2 separate regions of the Homo sapiens genome follow, and region 1 is linked to region 2. Evidence: chromatin loops called from intact Hi-C (ENCODE). Cell type or tissue: heart right ventricle. All regions are shown on one strand. Links, peaks and the distances in the headings refer to the core of each region. The heading gives the core; the rest is flanking DNA. Region 1 has its middle 32 kb from the start of SRD5A3. Region 2 holds the start of KDR (kinase insert domain receptor).

Region 1 (15,227 bases), core at 4,808-12,807, 190 kb before region 2:
AGCTTGTCTAATAACTAATGTCTAATAAAGTTATTATTAATTATGCCAAAGTAAATCATGGAAGGAATACTTAACGTCATTGTTATCCATTCTTGATAGGGAGCTGTATGAGATTGATTTCTGATTATATAATATTTTTAGATATAGGATGGTGACCAGGTATTTAATAGAGCCACAGTGGAAACAGTAAAATTGCTGACTAGTGTAGGTCAGATTTAAATACATTTGTGACATGATTGTTTATGAGAAGGAGGAAAACATTTCTCCATCTTCAATTTTATCTAACGCAGGATGACTGGTGCTTTGTATTGGTGGCTTGTGCGTTGAGTTTTCTGAAAGGGAAATGATGAATATAAAAAGTAACCTCAACATCAACTGTAATTTCGCCAATACACCAGGGATACTATACCTGAGAGATTACTTTTTTCTGGAAAAATGATTTTAATACTCACACTTAGTTTTAAGAAGGTATGCCCACTGTGCATTTTTCAAAAGCCTGATATTTCTTTTGCCTGAGTGTGCCTCTAATGATAACTAAAATATGTTAGGTTTTGTGAACAAGTGGGTTACATGAGTTAACTCACCTCCACAGTAAACCAGTGAGGTAGATACTTTTCTCATTCCCACATTTCGAATGAGAAAATGGGTGCTCTAGGTATTAAATAACTTGTCCTGGGCACATAACCATTAAGAGGTAGAATGTGAATTCATATTCAGTCTGTTTGATCCCAAGGTTTGTTCTCTTAACTACTACACTGCATTGAGGAAGCTCTCTTCCTCTATCTTAAGCTAAATTTAACAATCAGTCAACAAAACAGTCACCAAAACCACAATCTACAATATCCAAGTCTACATATCCATGATGGGGCGAGGGTTGTCTTTTATAATGATAACCCATAACATGCTTTAAACAAGGCCAGAGAGCCAAAAGCTCAGGTACCTTTTGTCATAGTTCTCATTTAACTAATGACTCCCTAAGCCAAGTCACCTAAACTCATTTTGTTTCGAGACGGAGTCTTGCTCTGTTACCCAGGCTGGAGTGCAGTGGCCCGATCTTGTCACACTGCAACCTCCGCCTCGCTGGTTCAAGGGATTCTCCTGCCTCAACCTCCTGAGTAGCTAGGATTACAGATGCATGCCACCACACCCAGCTAATTTTTTGTATTTTTGGTAGAGATGGGGTTTCACTCTGTTAGCCAGGATGGTCTTGATCTCCTGACTAAACTCATTTTCTAAGTGTATAAAACAGAATGAATAAGAAATCTCTTTCATGAATGTATAGATCGAATTCATCACCTGATTTCATGACAACTCACTTTACAAATATAAATTCCTCCCAGTAATCATTGTAAAAGCAAACTCACTATATTTTATCACACATAGATTTCCCAGCAGTTTTTTCATGTGCTCCCTTTTTGATGAATCCAAACAAAATGGTGTGTGTGTAAGTGTGTGTATGTGTGTGTGTGTATGAGATAGAGGTGAATTCACATCCTTTCTTTTCCACCTACTGGCTCTGTCATCTTGGGCAGCTTACTGATTCTCTCTTGGAATACCAGTTTCCTTAACTGAAAATCATGGTTGAGATATATTTTTTTTCCTGAGGATGTTTCATGAGAATGAAATGAGATGATATATGTGAAGTCTGTAGCACATAGTTAATCTTCAATAAATGTTAATTTTACAGAGCAATAATAATACAGAAATATCAGTAAGCTACTTGTATGCCTGCTTACTTGAGCTTTTAGAGGAATTTTATATCTAGTGACAAATGAAGGTGAAAAGTGAGACTATTCCCCAGGCAAAGAAAGTCTACTGCCTCCAACGCCCCCAAATTCTCAATTCCTTGATGAATTTAGGCCAAGTGAATCTAAATTATGCAGCAAACTACTTCAGTTCTTTGCTTTGGCAGTGAAAGCCACTTTTCTTAGTAATATCGTGGAAAGGGGCTTGTAAAGACATTGTGGTATTTGGTTCCCGATCTTATCCAAGTCACCTGGATGAAAATTTTTTGTCTTTCCTTCCCATATTTCAGACAGAGGATTTACATTACTTTAATATATTATTGATGCAGGAGATACTACGAAAACATGATTCTGGGCTGACTTTTCTAGGTCTTGATTTGGAAGCATAGCTTAAGGTTCACAGGCAGGAAAAAATATGTTGTTTTAAAAATGTCAACATTTCCTGATATAAAAGTGTTTCTTTTTTTTGGTTTCTTTTCTTCTTTTTATCTCTCCTCCTCCTCTTCATTCTCTCCCTCCTCCTTTTTCTTCTTAGTCTGTGTGTGACTCCATCTGAGAACATGCAAATTCTGAAACTTTTCACCAGGTTCTTGAAAACCAGCCCAAATGATTTTTCCTGATCAAATTTCCTCTTTTATTTTTGGCCAGGAACAAAGCCACCTAGGCCAAGAAATCACAGTTCACCTCACATGTAGGAAGAAGGAAAATCGATTTCAATAGATTCACAGGGAAAGCATGATCTCAGAATATTCCCTCAGGGCTCAGAAGGACCCCAAACCAATATAGAGTATAAAAATGCCCCTGTTTCTCATGTTCGTAAAAGGAGCAGAGAGCTGGAGATGGAGGGGCAACTTTATCAGGGAAAAAGGCAGACAAGGACCTGACATGAATGATATCTTAATGCAGCAGAGAAGGATGATTCAAGCCTAATGGTTTTGGATTATATAAAAGGTTGAGTTGAGAGAATTTTCCCATAAAGGAAGTTGGTATTTGCGGTCCTTTCTATAGAGTAACTATAAAGCAGACTGTTTCCTGTGTTAAACTGGTAGTGGGAGGGGGAATCAAGAAATGATTATGGAAGGAGAAAGAGAAGGAGGAGGAGGAGAAGGAGAAGGAGAGACAATTGCCCTTTACTCTCCTCACCTACTCTCCTGCCTGTCCCACACCCACTCCACCTGCACAGATTTGCTCATATCATTGAGGGACCAATGGTTAGGGTAAGGCACAGAGGTGCAGTGGAAGGAGTATAGGCTTTGTACTGAACGAAACTGAGTTTGAATCTCTGCTCAACTCCTAAGTGACCCTGGAAAACCCCTTAACTTTTCAGCCTTAATTTCCTCCTATGGAAATGCAAACATCATCTGCCTTGATAACCTTAAGTTGTGGTGAGAATCATATTAGGTAATGGAAAGGAAAGTGCTTTGTAAATGGTTGAGTGCTATAAATATAAAGTCTAATGATAATAATAACATACAGAATTAATTCATCTTGCATCGATGGATTTCTGCAGATCTGAGGTTTGGCTCACTGATGAAATCTTGTTTCCTTTTCTTTGTTAAATAACAGATGGGAGGACTTGGTCAGCCTCCATCAGACGGAATTAGTCATATTCCAATGTAGAAGAGCCAGCCAGCACCTTGCTCTCAGGGCCTCAGCTCTTACTCTCTACATATCTATATTGTGAAAAGTACACAGTGCAGTCCCCACCCAAGCCACACGCTAGACAACTTACCTAGGCTTTCTTATGAACTCTCTGCTTTACAGGAGAGAAAACTGAGAATCCAAAAATGAAGATACTCACTCAAGTTCACACAGCTATTAAGTTATAGGGCCAGGATTCTAAGATAAGGACCCTTTTTTCTCATGGGGAATATAGAGGTATGGTTTTCCCTGCCTTACCTTCCCCTTCTCCTTCCTCTTCCTCCTTGCCCTCTTCCCTCCTGCTCCCTCTCTTCCTCTTTCCCCCTGCTTCTCTTTCTCGTGATATGAAGCTTTCTTCACCAAAGAAGCAGGAGAAGTTTAAAAGGATTAAAACACAGGCGAGCCTGTGGAAAGCAGTTTGGCAATTTCTCAAAAAACTTAAAACAGAATTACTATTCGACCCAGCAATCCCATTATGGGGTGCATACCCAAAGGAATAGAAATCGTTCAACTGTAAAGACACATGCACATGTATGTTCATTGCAGTACTATTCACGATAGCAAAGACATGAAATCAATCTAATATCCATCAGTGGTAGGCTAGGTAAAGAAACTATGGCACATATACATCATGGAATACTATGCAGCCATAAAAAGAGCAAGATCATGACCTTGGCAGCAACATGGATGGAGCTGGAGGCCATTATCCTAAGCAAACTAACACAGGAACAGAAAACCAAATACCACATGTTCTCACTTATAAGTGGAAGCTAAACATTGAGTACACATGGAGACAGAGAAGAGAACAAGAGCCACTGGAGCTTACCTGAGAGTGAAGAGTGGGAGGAAGGAGAGGGTTGAAAAACTACCTGTTGGGTACCATGCTCATGACCTGGGTGATGAAATAATCTATATGCCAAACACCCACAAGACATAATTTACCTATATAACAAACTTGTACATATATCCTTGAAACTAAAATAAAAGTTAAGAACAGACAGGTGAGCAAAAGTTGAAACTCTTTGCTAAATATGGCTTTTCAAGTATCCTGAGGAGAGCACCAAAGAAGTGAACCTGTGAATACATGGAGTTTCTTGGTGAGCATATCCCACATGGGTTTGTGACTTTCTCTGTAAGAGCTTCTTTCTTTTAAAAATGTTGTTCATATAAATTGCATAAAAATACATGAATACATTTTCATTGTAAATTTTAAAATTGAACATTACAGGTAAAGTTAACATCCCTTTTGACCTCCTTTTTCTCAGTCCCTTCCCCAGAGGTTGCTGTCATTTTAGTATGTATGTTTTTAGAACTTTAAAAATTAGTTTATACACATTTATCTAGATCTAGATAAATATATATATCAATTGTATATGTATCAATTGTACTTATCATTCTATAGTTTGTTGAAAAATATTTATTCAATAACATAATTTGGAGATATTCCCACATCTGGACACAAACATCTGCTTCATTCTTTTACTGACACATAGTGTGAAGCCATTGTAATTTAAGCATTTCCCTACTGATGAACCTTTTTTTTTTTTTTTTTTTTTTTAAGACGGAGTCTCACTCTGTCACCAGGCTGGAGTGCAGTGGTGTGATCTTGGCTCACTGCAACCTCCGCCTCCCAGGTTTAAGTGATTCTTCTGCCTCAGCCTCCCGAGTAGCTGGTATTACAGGCATGTGCCACCACGCCCAGCTAATTTTTGTATTTTTAGTAGAGACAGCATTTCACCATGTTGGCCAAGATGTTTCAATCTCTTGACCTTGTGATCCGCCCACCTTGGCCTCCCAAAGTGCTGGGATTACAGGCATGAGCCACCGCTCCTGGCCTTACTGATGAACTTTTAAAGGCGGTTTTCATTCTATTGTAAACAGTGCTCCAATGAAAAACTTATACACATATGTGGGTGTTTCTCTAAGGTGGATGCTATAATACTGGTTGGTTGGCTCCCATCCACCACTTAACCTCTGTTCTCAAAAGGGAGTTACCATGATCTGTTGGGGTTTTCTAATTTCAGCAAATTGTCAGTTGTATACATTATAATTTTCATGATCTTTACTTTTGTGCTTTTGTGACAGTACAGATTAAAAAATATGGTTTGCATTACTCTTAGAATAATCAACCCTGCACTTGACATGGTTGAGGGGCATGTGTGTATAGTTTATAGATTAATAGTATAGTCCGAATTGCCCTCCAAAGTGGCTATACCAACATATGCTCCTGCCAACACTGTCAAGAAAACTCATTTCCTCAAGTCCTCCCCAACATCTGATATTTTTCGACATTACACATTTTGCCAATCTAATGGAATGAAGAAAAATAACATTTCATGGACGGGTGCAGTGGCTCACACCTGTAATCCCAGCACTTTGGAAGGCCAAGGCAGAGCGATCACTTGAAGTCAGGAGTGCGAGACCAGCCTGGCCAACATGGTGAAACCCTATCTCTACCAAAAATACAAAAATTAGCTGGGCATGATGGTGCACGCCTGTAATTCCAGCTACTCAGGAGGCTGTGGCAGGAGAACTGCTTGAACCTGGGAGGCAGAGGTGGCAGTGAGCCAAGATCGTGCCACTGCACTCCAGCCTGGGCTACAGAGTGAGACTCCATCTCAAAACAACAACAAGAACAACAACAACAAATTTCATTGTTGGTTTAATTTGCATCTTTATTCTGCTTTTCTTCTTAGGCAAAAATGTCCTCATTAGGGAGTTCTTATGTCCTTATCAAGCAGTGGGGAGTCCATCCCCAGATCTGTTCTATCCCAGCACCCCTGGGTGTGGGCTGGAGAAGATGCCTGGAACAGTGCGGAGGTCTGGAGCTCCACATGTGCACACCTCTCCCCCAGGGCTCAGCTCCTATTTTGCAACTTCTGATAGCTTGCCTATCCATGATCCAGCTCTAGAATATTAGGATATGTTTAGAAATGCTGTAAAATGATCACATGCCAGCTCTCCCCTTGTTTTCCTATTTATACATACTGTATGTTATGCCAGATATGCCAATTGTGTTTAAATTGAGGACCTACACTGTGGAATTTTTTTTTTTTTTTTGAGATGGAGTCTCACTCTATTGCCCAGGCTGGAGTGCAGTGGTGCGATCTCGGCTCACTGCAAGCTCCACCTCCTGGGTTCACACCATTCTCCTGCCTCAGCCTCCCGAGTAGCTGGAACTACAGCCACCTGCCACCATGCCCGGCTAATTTTTGTATTTTTAGTAGAGACGGGGTTTCACCATGTTGGCCAGGATGGTCTCAATCTCTTGACCTCATGATCCACCCTCCTCGGCCTCCCAAAGTACACTGTGGAATTTTAACAAAACAGAAAAGTTTTGTGATTATGAAAGTACTAAGTGTACATTATTTAAAACTTGAAAAGTTAAAGAAGTAGAAAGCTATCTTCCATGTACAGGCAACCATTGTCTCATCTTAACCATTGTTAAGATGAAAATAGATGTTTTGAGGAAAACACAGTTTCAGGTGCAAGCATATCTACCTTTTATCTAGATTTTACAAGTGCCTGCTATAACCATTTTTTAAACATTCAGGAAGGTAATTTTCTTATTTCCCCTATTAGGTTGTTTATGAGTGTGTTTGTGCTTTGCTCATTCCGATTCTCACACAAGCTTTGAAAAGCTCAATAATCTGTGAAACTATCTTGGCTGAACTGGACTTCAGACCCAGAGGTGCCACATGTCCTAGGAGTAGACAAGCCTCTTAAACTTCCCTAGAGGGATAGGAGAACTTTACAATTGTCTTAAAGCACTCTCAGGGGATAACCCCTTATTTGCATGAGGCCCAGGAATCCCAACTGGAAAGAATATGCGACCCTTCCTCAGCTGGTGTTGAAAAACATAGATGTGCCCTGATGCCTGGGAAAAAGTCTAGCAACACGGACCAGATTGAATGTAGGGAAGCAGTGGCTCCAAGTTAAACACGAGCCTGTGCCTGCCCAGTGTCTTGGCTGCATTTACTAAGCTCCTAGGTTGTGCCAACTGAGGAGACAAAGACAACTTCTTGCTTCCCACTCTCTAATGCAGCCAATGGGAGAGGCAATTGGCTGTTCATTTTGCACACCAAATTCCTGGAGAAAGATTTTCTTCAATAAGTGCAAAAGAATATTGTTTATCATGGTGAAGATAAATGCACAAGGCTGCATAATTTTTCACAGTTGATTAAGAGACATGTTGAATTAAATGTTTGGAATCATTTCTGTTCTATTATGAAAATTATTTGTTGGCTACTACTTGTTTCCTTTTCTAATCCACAGTTTATATAATTGACTCTGAATATTAAGCAGTGATTGAAATGGGTTGCTTCAGAACAGATGGTTTCCTGCTATTATATAGAAAGTGCTTTCTGAAATCCCCTGCCTTAGGAGCTGTGATGCCCTGCATCTGAACAGTAGCCTACACTACCTTGACGTTGGCTGCAATAAAATAACTCATGATGGGATGGTGTATTTTGCTGTCATACTGAAAAGCAATACTACCCTGGAAATAATAGATGTCTTTTAACAGAATAGAAAATGTAGGCACTATCTCAGTGAAACTCTTACTTCACACATGAGGAGTCTTAAAGTGTTGTCAGCAGTCAGCAAAAACATGGATGGAGAACTTGTTGCACTTTAACAATCAATGAAAACAAATTCCACATTCTCTGTATTAGTTCGTTTTCATGCTGCTGATAAATACACAAATGAGACTGGATAATTTATAAAGGAAAAGGAGTTTAATGAATTCACAGTCCATGTGGCTAGGGAGGCCTCACAATCATGGTGGAAGGCAAAAGGCACATCTTACATGGTGGCAGGCAAGAGAGAAAATGAGATCCAAGTGAAAACGGAAACCCCTTATAAAACCATCAGATCTCATGAGACTTATTCACTGCCATGAGAACAGTTTGGGGGAAACCACCCTCATGATTTAATTATCTCCCACCGGGTCCCTCCCACAACATGTGAAAATTATGGGAGCTACAATTTATGATGAGATTTGGTTGGGGACACAGCCAAACCATATCATTCTCTAATATCTACCTTTGGGGAAAAAAACACATTTGTTAGGGCTATATGCATGGCATATTCAGACTTAATTCAAATGGGGCGTCTAAAAACAGACAATGTGGATGTGGAGCCATTTGTGGTGACAAACGCATGTGTCTTACAGAAGTCTCCAATGGCCTTAAAAGGCATTATTACTGGACACCAACCTAGGGAGAAGCTTACGACCATTCATTTCATGTAGGTTTTGCTCTTGTTCCAGTAGGTCAACATCTATGGAAAAGAAGCTCTAAAGTAATGTTCATGCATTTGTCTTACTACTTTCACAGAGATTAATATTTTATAGGCTATTCAACTTTTCTTTTATAAATTAAAAATAAAATAAAAGTTTTTCTGTAACAAGTAACCAAAAAAAGCTCAACTTAAAATGGCCTACAAAAAAAGGGGAATTCAGTAAATGAAAAGTCCAGGGACACAGCAGGTGCACTAGCTTGCTAGGGCTGCTGTAACAAATTACCAAAACCTTGGTGGCTTAAAACAATAGCAATGTGTGCTGTCACAGTTCTGGAGGCCAGATGTCTGAAGTCAAGGTACTGGCAGGGTAGTGCTCCCTCTGGAGGCTCTGAAGGAATTTGCCTGTTTAGCTTCTGCTCAACATTTGAGTTCATTGGAACCAAAATTGGAGTGTTTGTGGCTGTGTCCCAAACTCTGTCTCCATCTTCACATTGCCTTTCTGTCTGTCTGTGTGTAATCTCTGGCTTATAAGGAAGCATGGGATTGCATTTAGGGCTTGGATAATCCAGGATAAGCTCCTCCCCACAAGACCATCAACTCAATCCCATCTTTTGCCGTATAATATTCACTTTTTCTATTTAAGGTAACATTTGTAAGTTCCAGGGATTAGGATGTAGACCTATCTTTGTGGCCACCATTCAGCTCACTGCAGCTGGCTTGAGACATGCTGGATCAGACCCAAATTATGTCATCAGCACTTTGTTTCACATTATTTTTCAACTATCTTCTGGTGTGTGGCTTTGAGTTCAGTCTCCATTTATTGTACAGTGGTGGCAACGGCTCTAGATTTTATATACTCTCAGCTTCAAATCTGGTTGAAGCAAATCTTCTCTCCCAGATGCCTCAGTGAGAGTTTCATGGGGCTTCCTTACATCTCAGGAGTCACCCATCTGTTCCCAAACTGATCCCAGTAGCCGGGGGAATCTAAGGTTGTGATTGACATGGCCTGAGTCATATGATCGTGACATCAGCTCTTCTTCATCATCTAATCACATGGACTGGGAGTGGGGGAGGTGTGTGGGTTGTTACTACAAGAAAGGGAAGTGGATGCCGGGTGACAAGATAAAGAAACAAAAACAAATTGAAACAACAAACCCACAAATGTCCACAACATCAGCCTTGTTGATAAGATGCTTTAATAAGGCTCCTGCTCATACAGAAGAAGGAAGCAACTCTATGTAATGCAGGATTGCAGTGGGAAGAGGGTATCTGGTGAGTGGGGCAGGAGGAGAGACTTACTTGAGAAGGGTTTAATTGAGATTTTGTAAAGCTGTGTTCCATGTGAGATGACCCTTCCATGGGCTTCCGTGAATATTAAATAAAATCTAGAAAAATTACAATATGCTTAATTAAACAAATTAATTTCTCATTAAAATAATGAAGGGGTTGAATTTGCATCAAGTTTGGGGGTTGGCCAAAATAGAGTCAGCTCTTGTAGATGAAGCTGGGAGTGCAGACCTGGGTTACATGTAAAATAGAGCCAATGCTCTCTCTTCATAGGGTTGTGAGGGGTCAATTGAGATCAAGGGTATGAAAATGCTTTGTAAACCGTAAAGGGATACACTCCTAGGAGTTACACTTGAGTTGTTTTCATGACTTTCCTCTTAAGTTCATATTCATGTAGGCCTATTAGTTTCCCTCTGACCATCCCCAGACACTGTTGGCCATCAGGAATCAGTCAAGAATGTGGATAAATCTCCTGCAATCCATCTTTCCACCAAGAAATACCTCAGAGCACATCCCTGCTGATGGTAAGGCATCATAGCGAACAACCTGCCAGCTATGATGTATTAGGTAGACAGCAGTTTCAGAGCTTTAGTCAAGCTTCAGTAAATCAGACAAAAGTTGACTTCTTATATTATTTTATGTCAGGGCCTTTTACCTGGGACACATTGATAGGCGTGATTGCATCTGTTTAATCTTCTGAAATAGTATGCAAAATGTGTGTGTGTGTGTGTGTGTGTGTGTGTGTGTGTGTGTGTATCCATGACATGCTTCTTGCATCGTCCTGGGAAGAGGGTCCATGATTTTCCACAAATTCTCAAGGGAATCATGACCCCACCAAAGGTTAAGTGCTACTGACCCATAGTGTTTCCAGTGGGACTTTGTTGAAAGGTGAATGAAGAAATGTGAGAATTCTAATCCCACTCAGTTGTCAGCTTACTTCTACCATCTCTTTTCTGAGGCTCTGTGGTGCTGCTCTGATACAACATCTTAGGAAAAAGCAAAACATGTTGTGTGCGTGTGTTTGTATGTGTGTGTGTGTGCGCGCGGTACTTGTTCTTTCTTTTTTTAAAAAAGACTTATTTTGTGTTTATGTTTTTAATTAGAAAGATAATCATGCTACTTTTAGAAAAATTAGAAACTAAAGAAAAATAGAACGTGGTTTCTGCAAAGATCATTCAAAAACCTCATGAAAAAGTTGGCTGGCAGCATAGCCTAGTGAGTGTCAGATACAGCTGAGTTAGTGTTCCATGAAATTTTGGGAATGATGCTTAATCTCTGTGAGTCTGTCTTCTCATTAATAGCATTGAAATAATCATTGTATTTACTTCATAGGGTTCTTGTGGATTAAATGAGAAAATGAACGTACAGTGCATGCCTGACATTCAGTAAGTGCTTAATACATGATAGTGTTTGGTCATGACTATTGTTCTCTTTCCAATTGTGTTTGCATCCTTGAGATACTGTGTTTATGATTTTGTATCCTGCTTTTTTCTCTTTTCACTGTACTAATTCCCCATGTTATGTTGTACTTTTTATTAGCATTAGTTTCAATGGCTACATTATATGAAACACAGCAGATACACTCAAATTTACTGGACCATTCTCCTGTTGTTAGATATTGAGTGTTTTCAATTTTTAACTACAGTCATGTGCTGCATACCACATTTTTGTCAATGAGGGATTGCATATATGACAGCGGTCCAATAAGGTTATAATGGAGCTGAAAAATTCCTATCACCTAGTGACCTCATAGCCTTCTTAGTGTCAAAGCATAATGCATTACTCCTATGTTTGCGGTGATGCTGGTGTAAACAAACCTACTATGCTGCCAGCCATATGAAGCATAGCATATACTATTATGTACAGTACATAATACTTGATAATGATAATAAATGACTATGTTGCTGGTTCATGTATTTACTATGCTTTTTATGGTTATTTTATTTTTCTTTTCTTTTTTTTCTGAGACAGGGTCTCACTCTGTCACCCAGGCTGGAGTGCAGTGGCACAATCATAGCTCACTGCAGCGTCTACTTCCTGGGCTCAAACTATCCTCCTATCTCAGCCTCCCAAGTAGATGGGACCACAGGTGCGGGCTACCATGCCCAGCTAATTTTTTTTTTTTTTGGTAGGGATGGAGGTCTTGCTATGTTGCCCAGCTGGTCTTGAACTCTTGGGTTCAAGTGATCCTTCTGCCTCAGGCTCCCAAAGTGTTGGGATTAAAAGTGTGAGCCACTGTGCCTGGCCTTTTAAAAAGTCCTAAACACTAGACTACCAGGGATATTTTTATTTTTGAGTATATTCCTTCTAAGAAAAAAGTTAACTGTAAAATAGCCTAAGGCAGCTCCTTCAGGAGGTACTCAGAAAAAGGTATTGTTATCATAGAAGATGACTACAGCTCCTTGTGTGTTATTTACCTCAAAGACTTCCAGTGGGATAAGATGTGGAAATGGAAGACAGTGATAGTGATGATCCCAACCATGTGTAGGCCTGGCTAATGTGTGTGTTTGTTTGTGTCTTTGTTTTCAACAAAAAAATTTAAAAGTAAAAAATAAAATGTAAAAATAGAAACAAGCTTATAGAATAATAATATAAAAGAAGAAAATATTTTTGTTCCATTGTATAATGAGTTTATCTTTCAAGCTAAGTGTTATTACAAAATAGTCAAAAAGTTAAAAAATTTAAGTTTATAAAGTAAAAAAGTTACAATAAGTTAAGGTTAATTTATTATTATTGAAGATGGAATTTTTTTTTAATATTTAGTGTAGCCTAAGTGCAGAGTGTTATAAAAAGTCTATGGTAATCTACAGTAGTGTCCTAGGCCTTCACATCCAGTTGCCACTCACTGAGTTGCTCAAAGCAGCTTCCCCTCTTGCAAGCTCCATTCATGGTAAGTGCCCTATATAAGTGTACTCTTATAGAAAATTTATGTATTAAAAAGAAAACTTTTATACTGTACTTTTACCATACTTTTTCTTTTTTTTTTTTTTTTGAGATGAAGTCTTGCTCTTGTTGCCCAGGCTGGAGTGCAGTGGCATGATCTCGGTTCACTGCAGCCTCCGCTTCCCAGGTTCAAGTGATTCTCCTGCCTTAGCCTCCCGAGTAGCTGGGATTACAGGTGCCTGCCACATGGCTGGCTAATTTTTGTATTTTTAGTAGAGATGGGGTTTCACCATGCTGGCCAAGCTGGTCTCAAACTCCTGAATTTAGGCAATCTGCCCACCTCGGCCTCCCAAAGTGCTGGAATTACAGGCATGAGCCATCGCGCCTGGCTACTGTATTTTTTCTATGTTTAAATATATAAATATTTGCCATTGTGTTACAGTTGCCTACAGTATTCAGTACAGTAACATGCTGTACAGGTTTGTAGCCCAGGAGCATTAGGCTATACCAAACAGGCTAGCTGTGTAGTAGGCTATACCATCTAAGTTTGTGTAAGTACCCTCTATGATGTTTGCACAATGATGAAACTGCCTAATGATGAATTTCTCAGAAAATATTCCCGTTGTTAAACGACACATGACTGTACTATAAATGAATGATGTCATACACAACTTTGGATTTGTTGGTTTGTTAGAACTCAGATTAGATAATCTCATTAATATATTTTAGGCAAATATGCTTTAGGACCCCATCTGTTTATGCAGAGCAATGGGGGATTTTTGTGGATATATGTGATTGCTTGAAGATAGTTGAAAGACTAGAAGATGGAAAACCACTGTGAATTTTACTTGTAACTACTCCTTTTGGCTACTGGAAACTCCCAATTCTGATAGTTTCAACTGAAAGCAACAGGAGGAAAAAACAAAATAAAACATAAGAGAGACCCAGAAGAGGGGCACCTTGGTTATAGAAGGATAAGCATTTGCCAGGTGAAACAGACAGCCCCAAATAATAGTGGCTTCAATAAGTTAGTTTACTTTTTGTCTCCTGTAACTGTTCCAGTGTAATAGTCCAGCACTTGTTTGGTGGCCTCAGGGACCAGGCTCCTTTCATTTTGTCCTCATCGACATAGTCCAGGATGGCTCACTCATCTGGCTGGTGGGAAGGGGAAAATGAGAAAGAAGACAGTTATAGGCCGGGCGCGGTGGCTCATGCCTGTAATCCCAGCACTTTGGGAGGCCGAGGCAGGCAGATCACTTGAGGTCAGGAGTTCGAGACCAGCCTGGCCAACATGGCGAAACCCCATCTCTACTAAAAATACAAAAATTATCTGGGCGTGGTAGCATGCACCTGTAATCCCAGCTACTCAGGAGGTTGAGGCAGGAGAATTGCTTCAACCCCAGAGGCAGTGAGCCAAGATGGTGCCACTGCACTGCAGCCTGGGCGACAGAACAAGACTCCATCTCAAAAAAAAAAAAAAAAAAAAAAAAGACAATTGTCTGCTCTTCAGGAAGTTGTAGGCATCTGTATTAAGCTGTTCTTGCCTTACTATAAGGAAATACCTGAGACCGGGTAACTTATAAGAAAAGAGGTTTAATTGGCTCTTGGTTCTGCAGTCTGTACAGGAAGCCTAGCGCTGGCATCCGCTTTGGGGGAGGCCTCAGGAAATTTACAATCATGGTGGAAGTTGAAGAAGGACCAGGTATCTCACACGATGGGGGCAAGAGAGAGAGAGGGTGGTGGGGGAAGGTGCCACATGCTTAAACAACCAGATCTGTGAGAACTCACTGACTATCTCAAGGACAGCACTAAGCCATGAGGGATCCACCCCCCTGACCCAAACACCTCCCACCAGGCTCCACTTCCAACCTTGTGGATTACAGTTCTGCATGAGACTTGGTGGGGACATATATTCAAACTACATTAGCTCCACTTCAGCTCAAATTACATTGGTTACAAAATGGTCCTATGGCCACACCAAGCTGCATGGGAGACTGGGAAATGTAGCTTTATCAGGGGTTCTAGTTCCATAGGAGAAGAGAACAGATACTGAAGCATGACTAGCTGTCTCTGCCACATGGGGGTTTTAATACAAAAAGTGAACCTGCAAAGATCCAAGGTGGTGGATGAAGGAGATGTGAGAGAGAGAAAGGACGGCTTCTAGAGCAGTGCAAGTGTCTGGAGTGTGCATCGCATTTGCCTGGGTATCACCCTTCCTCCATCTTACTTTGGCTCAGTTCTGTTCCAAACTAGATACTTGCCCCCAGTTCCGCCTGTGCTTTCTTGCCTACTTGTTGGTATCATTCCTCTACCCACTACGCCCTTCTGTTTTGATGTCTTTTTCATTCAACAAGAATTTGGGGCCAGGTACAGTGGTTCACATCTGTAATTCCAGGACTTTGGAAGGCTGTTGAGGGAGCATTGCTTGAG
Region 2 (15,227 bases), core at 4,305-12,304:
TTTTTGATGTGGTGCTTTGTTACTAGAATCATTTTCTCCACAGCTGGATCTTTTATTTATATTATGTGATCAGATGCATGAAATGACTCCCTTACAGCCTTTCATCTGCCTATGACCAGCCTGACCAATTATTGGATGATTATCAATTAGATCTAAAGTTGTATTTTTCATTTTATTTTGAAATTTCTCTCTTTGTGAGGCATTCCTTGCGGAGATTTTTTTTTAATTAAGTGAAGCAAGGCAGTGATATATTAGAAATGAACGTTCAGAAACACTGCTCAAAGAAAAAAATTTTATTTATGCCTCCAGGGACTATTCACCAATGTTTTGGAAACTCTGGAGACTAAATTTATATACAAAGAACATAAAACTTTTCTGCTGTCATTGACTTGCTCTCAACACTGGTGAAGTGGCATTACCAGGAAACATTATTTTTAGTCTCTAAAAATGTGAACAGTATTGCAAACTAATTCAACTAACCTGGAAGTGTATACATTCTTCTTATATGGGAATGGTAATCTGTAGCACTTCTCTGGGAACCAAAAGTATATTTTTGCACTATTCAGTTCTTTGAAAACTTGATAGGCTTAAAGGGGGAGGATGGTATTAATTCACTGGAAAATGGTTACGAGTCTGCAAATGACACAGATGCAACATTTCAATCACACGTTTCTTGTATAGTACATGCAAATCTTGTAAATGCTTTATTTCTTTTTCTTCATTGTACTCAAAATCAAAAACAAAAATCTTCAATCCCCACTGCTTAATAAATTAAGAACTAACTCTTTCACTCCGTTGTGTCTATGTTGACATTGTATGGTTCCATTTATTCCCACAAGTTGCTCTCTGTAAAGACATTTGCAATGAATAGTCAAGAGGCATGTGATTCTGGAAAAATAAAAAGCAAAGGAGGAACAAATAGCAGCAGAAATGGAAATAACAAAAATAACTTGGACATCATTATTGTGTTTAGAGGTGAATATGCACAGGGACTGTGTTAGGCACGGAGAATACAAAATCAATGTGACCTAATCCCTGATTTGAGGGAGAAATATTTGAATAAATATGTGATTATGCTATCAGATGTTGCATAAGTGCTATGTGCGTACAGGAAAAGGAAAATAATTTCCTAGTTCTGTGAATAACAAAATAGTCCACATTAATTTGTCAATGATCAAGTATAAATTCAGCATAACTGGATATATTTATTAAATGGATGACTATTATCTAAATTTGAATTTAAGAATAATCATATAAAGTACATTTTATATAGCTAGCACATATAACATTAACCCAAGTATCTTTACAATAGCTTTATTTAATTAGACATAACACAATAAGTCTATAGTATACAAAATAGATTTTATTAATAGGCACCATCATCATGTCCTTAACCGTTTTTATTAGACCTTACCAACTATCCTTCCAAACTTAACTACTTGCTCAGGTAAGATTTACCTTTGCCTATTTCTCCTAGAAGAGTCTGAATTGAAGCAGACAGCTGAATAAAAAAACAAAACATATCACTTGGGACAGATATTTGCACTGGGTATGGAAGGTATGTCCAGGAGGACAAATGACAAAAATTCATGGTAGAAAAGAAATGCCCCAAATGCGCAAGTGATTATTTGTATAGAAGCAACTGCTCCTTTTTTTTGTTTTTTTTTTTGTTGTTTTTTTTTTTGAAGAGAAGATCTGTGGTTTGGGGGTTGGGTGGAAGGTAAATATTCAATGCGGCTGGGATTCTGCAGGTGGGGAGGGCAAGATCTAATTACCTGCTTTGCATTCTTCCTTGGTCAGCCATCTCAGAGTGCCTCTTCTAAGTCACTTAGCTTTTCATGCATCTAGGAAAATGGAAGCTATTGTTATGGAGAGGCAGAGGAAGTCAGTGGCATCAATTCACTTAGCCTCATGCCTTGAATGAGATTAGTCCTCAAAAAAACAAAAAACCAAAAACAAAAAGCTATTTGTATGTGCTAGGAGGGGTCTGTTTTGGGTGCTTAATACTGCTCTGCTTTTAAGTCCTGATTCCACCACTTACAGTTATGGGACATTGGAAAAGTTACTTAAACTTTCTAAACCTCGGCCGGGCGCGGTGGCTCACGCCTGTAATCCCAGCACTTTGGGAGGCCGAGGCGGGTGGATCATGAGGTCAGGAGATCGAGACCATCCTGGCTAACAAGGTGAAACCCCGTCTCTACTAAAAATACAAAAAATTAGCCGGGCGCGGTGGCGGGCGCCTGTAGTCCCAGCTACTCGGGAGGCTGAGGCAGGAGAATGGCGTGAACCCGGGAAGCGGAGCTTGCAGTGAGCCGAGATTGCGCCACTGCAGTCCGCAGTCCGGCCTGGGCGACAGAGCGAGACTCCGTCTCAAAAAAAAAAAAAAAAAAAAAAAAAAAAAAAAACTTTCTAAACCTCATTTTCCCATCTCCCTTAAATGGGAATAATTATAGTATCTTTTCTATTGAGTTATTATGTGCATTAAATAAGATAATCCAAGGAAAATACCTGACACATAGTAACTGCTCCAAAAATCTACCCCTTCTTTTTATTGTTATTGAAAAAAGCAAAGAATGCCCTGTTTTTTTTTTTTACCATATTCCTAATTATTGATGAAAAAACTTCATTGATTATTTACAAAGAGATATAACAACTTTTTTTTTGGGCAAGACTTTTAGGAAGGCAAAGGGACATTTACTTAAATTAAGAATAAATATTTTTTCTCTTTACTTCTTTTCTTTCTAAGGAATACTAATAGTGCTTGCCACCTCATGGGATGTTATGAGGATGAAATGAGAAATAAAGTACTCAGAACAGAGCCTGCTCAAATGATGTGCTCAAAAAGTGTTAGCTCTTAATATTTTTTAGCACCCTTCTCTGGTGCTGTGTGGACTTTCAGTTGGTTATTTAAATTCTTTGCATATTTTACACATTTAAAAATTATTGTATCTATTCTCATGTGAGATATTCCAAGAAATTATACGGGAGAGTTTGGGACTGGAACATAGTTATACGTGTTTATAGTAACTGAGATTTTTTTCCTTTGCAGGGAGCAAGTAATCAAGTTCTCTTTAATCTCTTTCACTAAAAGGATGGAGAGTTTGCTTTATATTTACTAGAATATAAGGCTTTGTGAATAAAATTGAACACTGTTGGACACATTCAAGGCAGGCCTGGCTTTGTGGTGACATAGCCTTCTTTTTCTTGAACATACAAATATAGCTTAAGTTAAATGAATAAATCTCACAAGGAGTAAAATAAACTTAGATGTTTAAAGAAGGTAGATAATGAGAAACAAAGGGTATGCTCATGATCTCCCAAGTCGCAATAGTTGTAAGTATGGATGGGCTGTGAAACTGAGCCAACATCTGGTGAGGTAGTCATAGGCTCTGGTAAGTTGAAAATAAATGAACATGGAAAGAAAAATACAGTAAACATGACAAAGTTGTCAATGCAAACATGTAATCAATAAATGGTCATATTTAAAAATATAACAGCCCCTAGAAAAGAGAGTTGATGTCTTTTATAATATTTTTTATTTGTAAAAGTAATACTTTCTTGGTTTGAAAAAAATTATAGAAATATATGAAGCAAAAAGTACATGTTCTCATCCCTCTGCCTCTGTGCCTCAATCATTTCCCCAAGGTAGGTATTTTTTTGGTGTGTACCCTTCTAGATATTTTCTGCAAAATTTTCTATTATGCATGTATGTCTCCATGTATCTCTTCTCTATATCTATATCTATATCTCAAAGAAATATAGAAAATACTATCTTTTTTTTTAGTCAGTGTGTCACTCTGTCACCCAGGGTGGAATGCTGTGGTGCAATCATAGCTCACTGCAGCCTCAGCCTCCTGGCATCAAGCAATCCTCCTGCCTCAGCCTCCTAAACTGCTGGGATTACAGGCATGAGCCACCATACCTGGCCAGGAAATATTTTTGAACAGCTGATGTTCTTAGGCGATGAAGGTATGTGTGGAAGACACCTGATGAAAGGCCTTGGTAACAAGTACTTTAAGGAAGAAAATTAAACATCTATTGAATCCTTATTACCACCATCACCATTTTACACTTTATAGAGCACTTCCATGAGATGATCTCATCTGAGTCTCGTAACAGTCCTTAAGGTAGGTAAGAATTATTATTTTCATTGACAAATGATGAAGCTGCTGCCTGAAATGATTAAAAGATAATGCTCAAGGACATTCCAAATCCTTATTTTCACCAAATCAAGGAAAAGACAATGGAAAAGTTAGTGTTGTATTGGCCTGGGCATCCCTTTGATTACAGTCATTTAAAACAGATTTTTTTTTTTTTAATCATGGAAACTTTCAAACACGTAAAAGTAGAGAGAATAGTCAAATGAATCTTTAAGTACCACTGTTCAACTTCCACAGTTATTTTTTTTAATTTTTTTAAAATTATACTTTAAGTTCTAGGTTTAATGTGCAGGTTTGTTACATATGTATATATGTGCCATGTTGGTGTGCTGTACCCATTAACTCGTCATTTACATTAGGTATATCCCCTACTGCTATCCCTCCCCCCTCCCCCCACCCCACAACAGGCCCAGGAGTGTGATGTTCCCCTTCCTGTGTCCATGTGTTCTCATTGTTCAGTTCCCACCTATGAGTGAGAACATGTGGTGTTTGGTTTTTTGTCCTTGCGATAGTTTGCTGAGAATGATGGTTTCCAGCTTCATCCATGTCCCTACAAAAGACATGAACTCATCCTTTTTTATGGCTGCATAGTATTCCATGGTGTATATGTGCCACATTTTCTTAATCCAGTCTATCATTGATGGATATTTGGGTTGGTTCCAAGTCTTTGCTATTGTGAATAGTGCCGCAATAAACATACATGTGCATGTGTCTTTATAGCAGCATGATTTATAATCCTTTGGGTATATACCCAGTAATGGGATGGCTGGGTCAAATGGTATTTCTAGTTTAGATCCCTGAGGAATTGCCACACTGTCTTCCACAATGGTTGAACTAGTTTACAGTCCCACCAACAGTGTGAAAGTGTTCCTATTTCTCCACATGCTCTCTAGCACCTGTTGTTTCCTGACTTTTTAATGATTGCCATTCTAACTGGTGTGAGATGCTATCTCATTGTGGTTTTGATTTGCATTTCTCTGATGACCAGTGATGATGAGCATTTTCTCATGTGTCTGTTGGCTGCATAAATGTCTTCTTTTGAGAAGTGTCTGTTCATGTCCTTTGCCCACTTTTTGATGCGATTGTTTGTTTTTTTCTTGTAAATTTGTTTGAGTTCTTTGCAGATTCTGGATATTAGCCCTTTGTCAGATGAGTAGATTGCAAAAATTTTCTCCCATTCTGTAGGTTGTCTGTTCACTCTGATGGTAGTTTCTTTTGCTGTGCAGAAGCTCTTTAGTTTAATGAGATCCCATTTGTCAATTTTGGCTTTTGTTGCCATTGCTTTTGGTGTTTTAGTCATGAAGTCCTTGCCCATGCCTATGTCCTGAATGGTATTGCCTAGGTTTTCTTCTAGGGTTTTTATGGTTTTAGGTCTGACATTTAAGTCTTTAATCCATCTTGAATTAATTTTTGTATAAGGTGTAAGGAAGGGATCCAGTTTCAGCTTTCTACATATGGCTAGCCAGTTTTCCCAGCACCATTTATTAAATAGGGAATCCTTTCCCCATTGCTTGTTTCTGTCAGGTTTGTTGAAGATCAGATGGTTGTAGATGTGTGGTATTATTTCTGAGGGTTCTGTTCTGTTCCATTGGTCTATATCTCTGTTTTGGTACCAGTACCATGCTGTTTTGGTTACTGTAGCCTTGTAGTATAGTTTGAAGTCAGGTAGCATGATGCCTCCAGCTTTGTTCTTTTGGCTTAGATTTGTCTTGGCAATTCAGGCTCTTTTTTGGTTCCATATGAACTTTAAAGTAGTTTTTTCCAATTCTGTGAAGAAAGTCATTGGTAGCTTGATGGGGATGGTATTGAATCTACAAATTACCTTGGGCAGTATGGCCATTTTCACGATATTGATTCTTCCTATCCATGAACATGGAATGTTCTTCCATTTGTTTGTGTCCTCTTTTATTTCATTGAGCAATGGTTTGTAGTTCTTCTTGAAGAGGTCCTTCACATCCCCTGTAAGTTGGATTCCTGGGTATTTTATTCTCTTTGAAGCAATTGAACTTCCACAGTTATTAACCTTTGACAAATCTTCATATAACTTGTTAAGACATGGAGTCCAAAATACTGTTGGTAATGTAACCAAATTTGGAGATCATGGAGAGTAATTTATGCAGTGTGCTTTGAGTATGAACAATGTATATTCTGTATGTACAAGCCCAGAAAAGTAGCTGGAGACAAGAAGTGCTTAAAGATTAAATTAAATTTGTCTTGGGTGAGGCTATTACAATGATTCCTCATTTAAGCTCATCTTGACATTATTTTCACCATCGTAACCCCAGTTCCTGGTTCAATGCCTAGCATATAGTAGGTGCTCAAAAACTGTTGAATGAATGAGCCTGCTTAGCAGTTTAGATCTCAGCAGCATGAAGAAGCCCATGCATTGTAGTATAAGCAACCTTTGCAGAATGTTTCTTAATGTGTATCTGGTGCTTTCTATGTCCAAGATCTTTACTAGCTGTGTTGGGGCCTACTCCAAGTGCCTTACATGCAGTAACTCCTTTAATTCTTGTAAGAACCCTATGAAGAAGGTACTATTATAATTTTTTTTGTGTTTCATAGATAAGTTACTTGTAAGTTGGTAAAGATCACACAGATCATAAGCGGTAGATCTGGGAATAAAATCCAGAGTCTGTGCACTTAGCTACTACTCTGCTGTGGCATCTGAATAGCATCTATGGAACACTCAACACATTTGGGGCACTTTGCTAGGTGCCTTACTGTTGGGTTAACTCACAAAAGTCACTCCTTTGCAATGCCAGATAACGAGAGGGTGCTGCACATGGAACAGCCTTTCTTTCTTTCTTTTCTATCTTTTTTTTTTTTAACAGACTTTGCCATTTTTTTTGTGAACCTAAGGCACTTCTAAGTGCTGTGTGGGAGGGAATGTGGTAGACTGATTTCATTGAGACTCTGCCAAATTCTGGTCTTGCGGCCATCAAAGACGCATCATTTCCTCCAAGACTTCTAAAGGGGGCTATTACCACGGGCCTGCAGGTTCTGGTTTGCATTCAGAGGAGACACTATCTTCTTAAATGAGACATGGAAGAGGAAGTGTCATGAACTGTAAATAAGGCTGATAGGGAATTGTTTGGTGATGGGGATGGAGAAAAACTGCCCTCTCCAAACCAGGTTCCATCTCCCACCCCTTTATCCAACTTTGCCAGAGTCCATCCTATTTTATTTGCTGAGTTTACTAGCAGGAAGAGAGGAGTTTCTTTAAAGATTCTCTCCCCTCCCCAAATAAATACCTCCCAGATAAATATGAGTACATCTATATAGTAGAGCACTATGCCAACATTGAAAAGATGGAAGGATGGAGCTTTGTTCGCAGCCAGCTTAGGCAACATAGTGAGACCCTGCCTCTATATAAAAATAAATAAATAAATAAATAAATAAATAAATAAATAAAAGATGGAGCTTTAAAGGTTGATGTAGAACGAATCTCCAGTGTATATTATAAAGTGAAGGCTGGGCAGGGTGGCTCGTGCTTGTAATCCCAGCACTTTGGGAGACTGAGGCAGGAGGATGGACTGAGTCCAGGCATTGGAGACCAGCCTGGGCAACATAGTGAGACCTTGTCTCAAATAAATAAATCAAATTTAAAGGGAAAAAAGCCAAGGCTCAAATAGCATTTATACCAAGCAATTGTGGGAAGAGAAGGGTGACATGTCTACATACTTGTGTTTAAGAATCTGCTTGGAAAAAAAAGGAAACATAAAAATGCCTCTGCCAAAAGAAAAGTCTTTTCACTCTAAGCCTTTTTGTGTTTTTCCAAAATTTTTTTTTGCCATATACATTCATTATATTTCAGCATTAAAATATTTCACCTGTCAACTTGGAAAAGTAAAAGCGTGAATACAGTAAATATTTAAAAACAGATGAAGATAAGTAACAGGTTACATTAATTGTATACAATCAATCTAGTTTGAATTAGGTGTAGATATAATAATTCTGTGTGTTTATCTTGGTGAAGAATGGTCCTTTAGGTTGTCATTAAAAAGCACCTCTGGGAGGTAAAAGACATAGGCATCTGGAAGATTCATATTTAATGAAGTTAGGGGACATTTGATGTCACTCCCCAGGTGTGGGGAGATATGGACAGAAAACCAGAAGGAACGAATGTGGTCAGGAAGGAATTGGAGTTCCCCTCCAAACAGCTGCCACAAGAAGTCCACACACGTGGAGACAGTTGTGCAATTTGGTCACAGAGTGTCCTAGGTGCTTTTGCTTCATTGCTCCTCCACTGAAGCACGCTGGCAGCTGGCCTCCTTCCCCTGGGACTAAGGATATCTTGGCTGGAAGCTCTGCTCTGAAAAGGGGCATGGCCAAACTTTCACTAGGGCTCTTCGTTGGGGAGCACGATGGACAAAAGCCTTCTTGGGGCTAGGCAGGTCACTTCAAACTTGGAGCCGCCAAATATTTTGGGAAATAGCGGGAATGTTGGCGAACTGGGCAAGTGCGTTTTCTGATTAAGAGCAACCAGATTCAGCTTTTTAAACTACAATTATACTGGCCAAACAAAATACCCTTATACAAAAACCAAAACTACTGGCAGGAGTCGCTGCCAGCTTGCGACCCGGCATACTTGGCTGAGTATCCGCTTCTCCCTTGTGGCTCCAAACTGCTGCAGATTCTCGGCCACTTCAGACGCGCGCGATGGCGAAGAGGGTCCTGCACTTTGACGCGCCTGGTGAGGGAGCGCTGCTCTTCGCAGCGCTCCTGGTGATGCTCCCCAAATTTCGGGGACCGGCAAGCGATTAAATCTTGGAGTTGCTCAGCGCCCGTTACCGAGTACTTTTTATTTACACCAGAAACAAAGTTGTTGCTCTGGGATGTTCTCTCCTGGGCGACTTGGGGCCCAGCGCAGTCCAGTTGTGTGGGGAAATGGGGAGATGTAAATGGGCTTGGGGAGCTGGAGATCGCCGCCGGGTACCCGGGTGAGGGGCGGGGCTGGCCGCACGGGAGAGCCCCTCCTCCGCTCCGGCCCCGCCCCGCATGGCCCCGCCTCCGCGCTCTAGAGTTTCGGCACCAGCTCCCACCCTGCACTGAGTCCCGGGACCCCGGGAGAGCGGTCAATGTGTGGTCGCTGCGTTTCCTCTGCCTGCGCCGGGCATCACTTGCGCGCCGCAGAAAGTCCGTCTGGCAGCCTGGATATCCTCTCCTACCGGCACCCGCAGACGCCCCTGCAGCCGCGGTCGGCGCCCGGGCTCCCTAGCCCTGTGCGCTCAACTGTCCTGCGCTGCGGGGTGCCGCGAGTTCCACCTCCGCGCCTCCTTCTCTAGACAGGCGCTGGGAGAAAGAACCGGCTCCCGAGTTCTGGGCATTTCGCCCGGCTCGAGGTGCAGGATGCAGAGCAAGGTGCTGCTGGCCGTCGCCCTGTGGCTCTGCGTGGAGACCCGGGCCGCCTCTGTGGGTAAGGAGCCCACTCTGGAGGAGGAAGGCAGACAGGTCGGGTGAGGGCGGAGAGGACCTGAAAGCCAGATCTAACTCGGAATCGTAGAGCTGGAGAGTTGGACAGGACTTGACATTTTGCGATCTTTCATTTACCAGTGGGGAAACTGAGGCTCAGAGACTGGCCCAAGATTACCCAGCGAGTCTGTGGTCGCCTGTGCTCTAGCCCAGTTCCTTTTCTAGGACTCTGGTTTGCGACAGGGACCTCGGCTGGAGCATGTCCTGAGATGCCGACACACCCTCAGGCTCTTGGGAGGCTGGGGTGGGAAGGCGCCTGGGGTTGGCAGGCAGGAGGTGCCTCCGCAGGCGAGAACAGGCGGTGAAAAGTTGTCTGGCTGCGCGCAACATCCTAGTCCGGGCCCGGGGAAGAAAACCTTGCCGGAATCTCAGGCCGGGTCTCCCGGATCGGACGGTACACTCGGTTCTGCCTCTTTGCGGGACCCGGCCCGTTGTTGTCTTCATGCTCGAACACACTTGCACACCACTGTGTGAAGTGGGGTCTGGAGCGGAGAGAAACTTTTTTTCCTTCCTTGGTGCAGGACGCCGCTCTCCTTGCAGAGCGAAGAAGGGGGGGAATAGGGACTTGTCCTGGGGGCTTTGACAGCTTCCCCAAGGGTCTCCAAGTAACAGCCAACTGTCCTGCGTAAAGCATTGCACATCTTTCAAAGCGCTGTGGTCCTTGGTGTAAGCGCATAGTCAGAAGTTCAAGCTCCGAAAACCTTTCCTGTGGGCCTTGGTACCTAGCTTTAGTGCCATTCCTTCCTCTCCCTGCCGCCTAAAATTTCCGTCTCCTTCAATTAGGAACACACACGTTCTTCATGCAATAGCTGTCTGTCTTTTCTTCCTCACTTTCCTTTCTCTCTCAACCCCTTAGATAATATTTCTTTCCTGCAGCCAGTTTGCTGATATCCAGATTTCCACCCTTTGCAGGGTGAGAAAGGGGAAAGGGTCAGAGAAAGAAAAAAAAAAAGTCGAATAATTCAGGGAAAAAAATTTCTTACTCCCTAAGACAAGAATCACATGTCTTAGAAGACACTCACACCCACATACAGTACCAGGATCATCTGTCCATGGTTACTGAATTTTCTTTATAATGACTTGGTTCAACGGGTCCAGTCCACCATGGACACTCATTTGTCCCAGACAAGCCCTCTCTCTCCCCCTTTCTGGGCAGAGAATGAAGGTCTGGAACATGTGGTTGCTCTGTATTCCACAAAGAAGTGAGTTGCTTTTAAGCCTGGGGTGTTTCCTAGCGTAGTAGTAACGGCAGGCCGGTCGCCCTGAATATAATGGTGAACTTGCCCTTTTGGAGTGCATTACTTGCTTAATTGGATTGGGCTGTAATTGGTGCCATCAAATTCTAGAGACAGAGGCACTGTTGTTTTTCCTTCCCGTCTTTGAGCTGGAAGGGTAACAGTGCACAAATTAATTAATATTGGTTATGGGATTTGAACATAGAAGGGCTTTTTATTGAGTAGTAGCATGTGTACCTCTTACAGTTATTTCTTTAGAACTTTCTGAAGAGTCCAGCTCAAGCTTGCCAATGAAAACGAATGACATTTAATGGAGCAAAAACAAAAAACAAAAAACTATGTTGGTCTACAAATATGAATTTGAAGTTATTGAGAGCCTTGTTGAATAGATTTTTGTTGTAAACGTGTCTCTAGAATAGTATGGCATAGTCTCAGCTTCCTATGAATGAAGGACATACCTTTTCTTTTTTAAAATATTTGTTACACAGGAAAGTGTGTCTAGAATGTGATCTGTGGCAATAAATTATGAGAGACCTTCAAGAGTTTCTGATTTTGGTAGCCGAGTGGGCACAGTTTATTGAGAATCATTTTTACTGCCATTTGTTTTCTCACAAGAATGTGCCCAAATAATGGTTTTTTTCTCATTTGGATGGCAGTGTGAATTGTACATCATGTTTTCAGCATCTTTCTCAACCTAGTGTTCCCCAGTCAAGTTTGAAATCTGTGTTATCCAAATGAATTGTTTTCATTTTCCTTTTCTTAGACAAAGTGGGACTCCAGGTTTCATTTTGCTTTTAAACATTTTGGTTTTTTGTTTGCCTGTTTTGGGGGCAGTTATTTCTTTCATATTAAAAAGTACTGTGCAGGCTGGGTGCAGTGGCTCATTCCTGTAATCCCAGCACTTAGGGAAGCAGAGGCAGGAGGATCGCTTGAGTCCAGGAGTTCAAGAAGTGCCTGGGCAACATAGCGAGACCCCATTCTCTATTTAAAACATAAATGTAACCCCCGTTCCACGCACAAAGTACTGTGCAAATTAATTAAACATGACCACCCAGACCAGCAACTGTCCAAGAGTGGCCCATAGACCATCTGTGGTAGGATAATTTGAAATGCTTGTTAAAATGCAGATTTGTAGACCCAGGGATATTCTGACAGAGTCTAAAGTCTTAAGAACAAAACTGTTCTAAACATAAGTCAGTACCAATGCCAGTTAATTTCTGAGATATATTGATATAACTTAGTTTCCAGTTTTTTAAAAACCATATTATTGACTTAAAAACCATGATATTGACCAGTTATGTCAGTAACTTATTTTGCACATCTGTGTGGTGTGTGAGAACATGTGCAGTCACTTATTCATTTTGCCTGCATTTGTTCATATTGGGATCCTCAGATTCAATGCACTGGATGTTTGCACTGGGTATTTACTTATACTCTCTCTATTTATTCCGTCTCATACTTCGTCCTATTTGTTCATACTCTCTTATTTGCCCAGCAAGGTCAATGCCAGTTTAGGCCTAGGGAGTCATTTTTTCTTAGTTGATATGACTTAGAAAGCTTGGGAGCCTGCCCAACATCAATTACTTTTTTAAAGCTGGTATTTTCTAGGTCTTGATATTTATTAAGACCCTAGCATAGTGGACAATTTTTCTTTCTCTCATGCTTTTTCAACACCTCATAGCTCTTCACATTTAGTTGACAGAGAATTCAGTTATCTTGCTGTAGAGTGACCCATGGTGAGGAATCTATGCCATGGTACTTTTCTGGTTCTTATCCCTTATAGGTAAAGACAAGTTTCTTATGTCTGAAGCTTGATGTCAGGATGAGTTCAGGGCTTTGATGAATAAGTTCAGATCTCCCAATTGTAATTCATTAGCATTGCACTTAAAAAAATTTATATACGTTTTTAAAAAAGGGTAATGCTAATGAATTACAATAGAGAGAAAAGTACATTAGTTTGCATGTATGTGTGAAACTGGGAAAATTTTTCACGAAAATATTCATATACTTTTTAAAAAAAGGGTAATGCTAATGAATTACAGTAGACAGAAAAGTATATTAATTTGCACATATGTGTAAAATTGGGAAAATTCCACACATACATAAAAGTATATTAATATGCATGTATGTGTGGAATTGGGGAATGTTTTCTCTTCCTCAGTTTCTCTCCCTTGCTTTTAATGTACAGTCTTTATGAGCCATTATTTCAGCTGTGGCAGTTTGGTTACCAGGGGAAGCGCACTAGAAAATTGATAAAGGAAAATGAGACAAGGTCATAGATTCTCTCACTCCCTTCAGGGTACGTAGATGAACTATATAAAAATCCGTCTAAGTGGGATTCGTTAATCAGCAATTTAGTCAAATGTGTACATCCTATGTTCTATAAGAAATGTCAGTGGGTCCTTTCCCAAGGGAGTGAGATCATCAGATGAAGGTTCATTTGGTTTCAATGTCCCGTATCCTTTTGTAAGACCTTGAAGTTGGCAATGCAGGAAAACAGGAACTCCACCCTAGCTCCATGAATTGCAGAACTGTTGTGTTGGTTTATGACCATCTGCCCATTCTTCCTGTTATGACACAGCTTGTGAACTTTTACTGAGAATGGTGAAAAGTAAATTCCCAGTTTTATACAATGAATTGCTGAAGAGGCCTTTTAAAGTATAGAGTATGCATTGTTTATGGAAGGTGTTTCCTATTAGGTCTAACTCAGTGGCAACTACATTCATTTATTTAATTTGTTTCTAGGTTTGCCTAGTGTTTCTCTTGATCTGCCCAGGCTCAGCATACAAAAAGACATACTTACAATTAAGGCTAATACAACTCTTCAAATTACTTGCAGGTAAGGATTCATTCTAGATCTAGATTTCTTGTGTTAAGTAACTGATTGTTTATTGAGTGGAAATAATTTCCAGTAGAGCAGAATTATAATAGAGCTTGTAGTAATTGTTCATAAGTGGTGAGGTTTCTAAGAACTGATGTAATAATGGAAAATGAGAAGAATTTTCTCTCAAAAATTCTGTACAATTTTGCTGGTGTTTTTATACTATTCTCTGCCAACATGCATACACACACACACACACACACGCACACAAATACACACCCACACCCACATTCCAATAACCAGTACAGCCACCTGGCGTATAGTAGACATACGCTCAATAAATATGAATGAATAAATGAAGTTGAGGGCATACATTTAAGGAATAGAGTTGAAAAAATTTGGGACTATATTTATTATGCTTGGTATGATTCTTGAACACTTATTATCCCTTTCCAAAAACTTTGCTTTATAAGAAATTTATTACTATAATTACTTAGGCAGTAATATTTAATAGCAATTTAATATTTAGTGGGTAATATTACTGAGCGCATGATCTACATAAATAATGGACTTCGGGCCCTGCCTTGATATTCTGGAATGCATCTTTCCCCACTTGCTAGCAAGAAGTCATGCTATTGATTTTTGATAACTGGAGAAGTAGACTTCTTTGTCAAGAAGAAGAGGCCTTTAAATTTTGCCTTTCAACCCTTACCCCAGGACGAAAGATAGAAGACCCTTGGGTTTAACATAGTGATCACACACGAAAGGCATGGAGCCTTCTTAGGACCTGTGTGTTTTTGGTAGAGACTGTGACAAGTGGAGGTGATGTTACCCTCCTGGAAGAGTGCTGGGGGTCCACAAAGGACCTTGGGTAGGTTATTGCCATTGCTTCATACTTGTTGAATACTAAGCATTAAACCGAATGACATACATCTATTTTAGACTGCAGTATAAAGAATACCCTAGCCCCTTACCAATACCCAGCCCTTGGGAAAAAACACAGTAGCAGGTGCTGTTTCTCTAGCTTTACTTGTTTAAGACACATTTCCCATTAGATTTTCCTTTTACCGACCCTCGATAACAAGGTTATTTGAAATCCCCAAGGATCCCATGCTCCCTTTTTAAAACTCTGCATAAACATTTCTTATGTTCTGAAAAAAACCATGGAGTGTGTTAAAAGTAACTTCATTGATTTAGCTGCAACTTCCTGGAAATTTTAAGTTCTTTGAATGAAGGGCCAATAATGTTACATTCTTCTTGATGTTGACTATCTTCTTATCTTCCTTGGGGCCTTGTAGAGAAATGCTGCAGTACAAGCCATCTATGTTTTAATGCGAGGTCCTTACAAGGTCCTGAGGGACTCTTACTTGCACCTCCTTCCTTCCTAACCTCACTTCTTACTCCCCTTTGCTCACTCTTACCTGGCTGCTCTGGTTTCCTGGCTGTTCCCTTAATACTCCAGATATGCACCTGCTCCAGGGCCTTTCCATGTGCTGTTTTTGCTCCTGTAATACTGCTCTTCATGATGTTCCTATG

What was found. Peaks named below come from ENCODE experiments on the same cell type or tissue, not always from the same donor. Only the 100,000 strongest peaks of a DNase experiment are listed, where the experiment ranks them.
Region 1: it touches region 2 in a loop (2.5-fold over the local background); 15 of 110 quality-filtered maps call a loop at or near these places.

What each region holds. Positions count from the first base shown.
Region 1 is chr4:55,306,471-55,321,697 of GRCh38, reverse strand. It overlaps the pseudogene LRRC34P2. Among named protein-coding and RNA genes, the nearest start is that of SRD5A3, 32 kb to the left of the region's middle. In heart right ventricle, for the core only: CTCF peaks have their summits at 8,802 and 9,003 (motif pointing left); a DNase peak (open chromatin) is centred at 9,007; H3K27ac peaks cover 992 bases.
Region 2 is chr4:55,119,579-55,134,805 of GRCh38, reverse strand. KDR (kinase insert domain receptor) reads left to right here and starts at 9,211. Exons shown (of 30, transcript NM_002253.4): 1 at 9,211-9,579; 2 at 13,616-13,709. The coding sequence starts at 9,513. RefSeq lists an enhancer at 1,531-2,144. In heart right ventricle, for the core only: no CTCF peak of the experiment used is centred there; DNase peaks (open chromatin) are centred at 8,820, 9,165, 9,499 and 9,900; H3K4me3 peaks cover 4,002 bases; H3K27ac peaks cover 3,551 bases; H3K27me3 peaks cover 2,680 bases.